Linked DNA regions of Homo sapiens: region 2 is linked to region 1. Evidence: chromatin loops called from intact Hi-C (ENCODE). Cell type or tissue: endothelial cell of umbilical vein. All regions are shown on one strand. Region 1 overlaps IGF2R (insulin like growth factor 2 receptor). Region 2 overlaps SOD2 (superoxide dismutase 2).

The links. Hi-C counts contacts between places; a loop is a spot of excess contacts. Peaks named below come from ENCODE experiments on the same cell type or tissue, not always from the same donor. Only the 100,000 strongest peaks of a DNase experiment are listed, where the experiment ranks them.
Region 2: it touches region 1 in a loop (4-fold over the local background); 7 of 110 quality-filtered maps call a loop at or near these places.

The regions. Positions count from the first base shown.
Region 1 is chr6:159,980,468-159,982,967 of GRCh38, reverse strand. All of the region lies in intron 1 of IGF2R (insulin like growth factor 2 receptor), which reads right to left. Among named protein-coding and RNA genes, the nearest start is that of IGF2R, 13 kb to the right of the region's middle. RefSeq lists enhancers at 637-806, 997-1,106, 1,117-1,166, 1,999-2,500. In endothelial cell of umbilical vein, no CTCF peak of the experiment used is centred here; a DNase peak (open chromatin) is centred at 1,077; H3K27ac peaks cover 537 bases.
Region 2 is chr6:159,690,181-159,692,680 of GRCh38, reverse strand. It overlaps SOD2 (superoxide dismutase 2), which reads left to right. Exons shown (of 5, transcript NM_000636.4): 2 at 1-20. Among named protein-coding and RNA genes, the nearest start is that of SOD2, 1.8 kb to the left of the region's middle. RefSeq lists an enhancer at 128-197. In endothelial cell of umbilical vein, a CTCF peak has its summit at 1,268; a DNase peak (open chromatin) is centred at 1,310; H3K4me3 peaks cover 816 bases; H3K27ac peaks cover 1,306 bases.

The DNA of each region.
Region 1 (2,500 bases):
TCAATGCTTGCAAAACCACAATAGCTTGCAAGATGTAATTTGGAGTTCTTTCCTTTTAAAAACAGCTAGCATCTAAAGTATGTAAAATTCTATGATCAAAATATATGGTATGCTCAATCTCTTAAAGAAAATAAATCTTAGAAAACTGGGTTCCTTCCCTTCAACACAAAACATCTCCATGAAGTATCACTCTGTCCCTTCCTCATTTATTGCCATATATCCAAACTCTTTTAAAATATATCTTAGTTTCCTCAGTCCCTGTGAATCTTGGGGTTATGCTAATGGTCATGTAACTATTAAACATTTTACTACTGGCCTGCAATTAATAAAGCAAGATAAAGGCAGGATGGGATCAGTAATAATAAAAGTAGGCACGTGTGAATCTGTAATTTGGTTTCCTTAAAAGACAGAAACCCAGTTGGTGACACATAAGTGAAATTCACATAACAAGATACATGGTCACTAGCTAGAGAAATGTTTCTCTGAGTCTACAGCAAGCAACAAATCTAACATGTTGGAGACAAAGAGAATGTGAAGTGTTTCCAACCTGAACATCCAAAAAAGATTCTCCTACTTTCGACATGCACGCAAGTCCTCTAACAGAGTATTCAAGAAATCACCTGGCTCACTACTGTCCCTCAACAGTATCAGACAGTGTTTCAGCTCATACATATCCAGCACAGTCACCTTCAGAAATCCAGACCAGTCTCCTTAACTAAGGAGAAAGGGAAAAAACAGCAAGGAAGAGGAGCAAGGAGGCAGGGTTCCCACACTGGACCTTGGGAGCAGAATGTCAAGAGCCTAAGGTAACCACTGTCGTCAACAACTTGCTGTTGCCTACACTAAAAGAGAAACAATCTGATTTGCATGAAGACTCCTACCCCGAGCTGAAGGCTGGGGAAGCACGTGAGTTTGACACAGCATGGCCAGAGCTTATATAGGAAGTACTTCACTTCCTATTCTAACAAACCCACAAAGCTGTGGACAAAGATACAGGGCCGACAAATACAAATAAATAGAAGCAGGGAAATGCCAAACGTCAGCCTTTGGTTTTCCCTGAGAGGTATGCAGGGTCTGGAAGGAAGCCCGGTGTATGGAGAGGGATCCGGCTGGAAGCCCTAAGTCAAACACGACATCTAAGTTGATGTCAGAGCCCAGGGAACCAGGGCAGGCAATGGGGACTGCGTAACAGAGGTCACCTGGAATAGAGAGGGGGCACGCTACCCTAAGAAAGGTGCCATGAAGGGCCTGGGCCAGATTCCTGCCCCAGCGCTGACTAACAAGCTGTGTGAGCCAGTCTCTCCCAGCTCAACTTCCTCGACAAAACTCAGCTAGCCTACAAGGTCATTGTGAGGAGAAAACCACCACCAGGAACACAGAGCTATCGAAACAGACTATGATCTAAAGCTTTCATTTGAATCCAGAGAGAGAGTTGGACTGCTTAAAAACTAAGTTTACAAAAAAAGGTGAGTTGGCTGGGGGCGGGGGGTGCCCTCTGAAAGGAGTGTCACATGACACTGGCAAGGAACTGGAGGGAGAGACGGGCAGGCCCCTGTCCGGAGGCATCTCCTAGGAGCTGATGAAGACAGAGACACACGCACTCAGACAAACACACTCACACACACACACTCAGACACACACACTTGCACTCACAGACACTCAGACACACACACTTGCACTCACACACTCGTGCACTCACACACGCACTCACGCACACATACACACTCAACTGCCTCCTGGGACCTCTCAGGACAAGGATGCCACTCTGGCCTGCCCGCCCTGCACCATCCACAACAGAGACAGGTGAGTCCAGAGCTTCCAGCAGAAGAGCAGCAGGGGAAACAGAACAAGGGCAAACACACCAGGGTGTGGCGTTCCCAGGAGGTGGGCAAGTGCCCTCCACAACAGAAAGCTACCACAAAAATGGCTGGTCCTCTCTGCTATCCTTGGCTCAGATCAACTCAACAGTACAGGATGCAGGCCAGTATTTCAACCCTAAACCCTGCTCCGTGATGATTTTCTTCCAATCAGAGCAATTACCTGGGCGGTCTCATACTTTGCTCCTCATGTATAAAGAAGAGTTGTAGATGGGCTAAACTCCCTGCTTTGCCATGTGGATGTCTGAGGCCAACCGCCTTTAAGGACAATCCAGCCCCCAGCGCAGAATTCAGACCTTAATGTTCAGCCCCCTACTCTCCCTGTCACCAAGGTCCCAGAAAACCCTCCCAGACCCAGGGCCCTTCCTGGAGTGTGCAAACTACAAGGGAAGGTGGGCCTTTCTAGAAAACCTGCGGGCTGTCAGCTCAGCTGGCTGGCCCATGATGCTAATGAGGCCACCGCCAGGTGGTGGTTCCTCACAAAGGCCAATCAGGTGGACAGAGGAGAAAAGCCCCTGCTTTGAAGATGCTGGAGCCAAACATCAGACAGCAGAGGCTCCGCAAAGCCTAACACCCAGCTGGGGCTGCCCCTCTCCACCTTCTTACAGACTCAGAATGGACAG
Region 2 (2,500 bases), 290 kb after region 1:
CCAGGAGGCGTTGGCCAAGGGTAGGTTCCAGGCTGAGCGGCGGGAGGCAGTCCCCGGCAGAGGCGACCCCAGGGAGCCAGGCCCCATACGGACGGGCCTCTCCGTGGAGGAGAACTCGCTTCGTATTTGTACCGGTTCCGAGTTTTCCAGGCACGATAGTCTCTCTTTTAAACACATGGTCTACCTCATTGTAGAAGGAGTGCCTCGATGGGTTTGAACACACTTCTGTCATCTCAGGGAACTTGGGGTCCTGCGAAGGAGCTTGCCTTACTGTTGTGAGCCACATTCCGTTACACATATTGCCAGCACTGGTGAATTGTAGGGCCTGAAAAGAAAGCTCTACTGTGTCACTCGTTTTTTTTGCAAATTGAAATTGTTCTTGTTGTATAATGTGCTTTGGGGAAATGTTTGGTCTCTCAGGTAGGTGTGCCAGCCGTTTGCAGGAGGGCTGAGAGCGCCTGTCCACTGGTGGCCAGACATCATCGGGTCCGCAGGTGTCTCTGAGTGTCAGGGTCACCTCCTGATAGAAGTGGGAGTGGTGTCTTACTGCCAGGTCACACTGAAGGTGGGAGACAGGAGGACACTACTCCGTGCTAGGAACCATGGTCCTTGTCATCTTCCTGAGAGCAAACGGGGTCGGGACTCCAGCCTAGGACTTGGAGACTCCCTGCATCCCCAGCTACCCTGCAGGTGAAACTTCACTGAGCCCACTTGACTTCAGGTGGGAGAGGAGGAGGCACACCGTTGTGGTGTGCGTTACCAAAAAAGCAGTAACCTAACTGTGGAACAGTTCAGGATCTTTAGACTTGATACTTTTCTTGATTTCCCTTAGGGGTCAAAGTTCACAAGGAAAATAGCCCTTTAGTGGGAAACTGAAACAGGCTTGTTTTTATTTACTATTTACTCATATTTGTAATGCAATTAAAATATATGTTGTTAACTTTTTTTTTTTTTCTCAAGAGCTCGGTTGATAAAACCAGGGGTATGTGGACTTTTTGAGTCTGTGCCTTTTGGGGGTGTGTATGGGAATGTTATGTTTTAACGTTTTTTACAAAATAGTATTGTCTTTTTAATTTATTCGTTAGTGGTTTGCACAAGGAAGATAATCGATAGTCATGTTTTTTAGACTCTCTGTATTGCTTGGTAAGCTACGTAGTAAAAAATGTTTACTTTTCCTTAAATGTTTTGAATTTCGGGGTTATGAAATTTGTTGAGTAATTTTTAGACAGTCACATCTTGTTGACTGGAGGCATCTAGTGGAAAAATGCAGTATTTCAGCCTGATTGTGTTTGAAGTAAATGATTAAAAGAGGAGGAAGTTACCACATTCTGGAAGATTTACTTGAGACAGACGAACCTTGAATTACGGGAAAAGGCCCCGTGATTTAGGAAATAACAAATTTGGGAAACATGTAATGGGGAGAGACTGGGGAATACCCCAGTTGTGAAAGTACTTCCTGTAAGGCAACATCTGACACCAGGAACCTTTCTCTTCAGTATTTTAAAAACAACTTAATTTCAGTCCTTTACTTGTGGAATCAGAGCCTTACTTATGTAATACAACCCACTGGAAAAAAGCTTTTTATTGTATTGTACTATATTGTTTATAAGTGATTGAGTACCTGCAGAGCTTTCTTTTACTTAAACATATTTTAAAAATTATTAAAAAGATTTTCATGTTTGAAAACTTGGGGAAAAAAGATAAAACAATGTCATAATCTCATCACATTTAACTGACTAATATGAATATTTTTCAACAAAAAGCATTTGACTTTTATTATTATTTGAGGCAAAAACTAAACTGAAACCAAATAAAATGTTGAATTTCAGAAAAGTGTTCTTAAAAGCAGATATTAAGCCCTCAATTTTTATTAATTTTAAAATGAGTAAGCAAACTGTAAGATGTTAAGATTATTAAATTATCTCTCATTAAGCATGTATCTTTCCCATTTTAAAAATTCAGTTACTATTGATTTATTAAAAAACAATAGAAAAGTTACATCTATTTTTAGAGTGACTCTCAAGAAAATTTAATAAGGGAAACACAGATCTATAAAAAACTGTTTGTAAACCTAACAAAGGAAAAAAAAAGTTGGTGTCTTTAAAAAACCCTTTGAGATTAGCTGTGTATTCAGATATCAGTTGGTTCTCTCCTTTCTGAATCGCTAAACAACTGGAGCTTGTTTCAGAAAGCAGCATTGTCTACGTATGTTCCTTTTAAAAATTTTTTTTTTAATTCTGTCTAAAAAAAACAGACGGGGTCACACTATGTTGCCCAGGCTGCTCTTGAATTCCTGGGCTCCCCTATCCACGCACCTCGGCCTTCCAGAGTGCTGGGATTACAGGTGTGAGCCACCGTGCCTAGTCAGACATACTTTTTTTTTTTTTTTTTTTTTTGACGGAATCTCAGTCTGTCCCGCAGGTTGGAGTGCAGTGATGTGATCTCGGCTCACTACAACCTCCGTCTCCTGGGTTCAAGCAATTCTCCTGCCTCAGCCTCC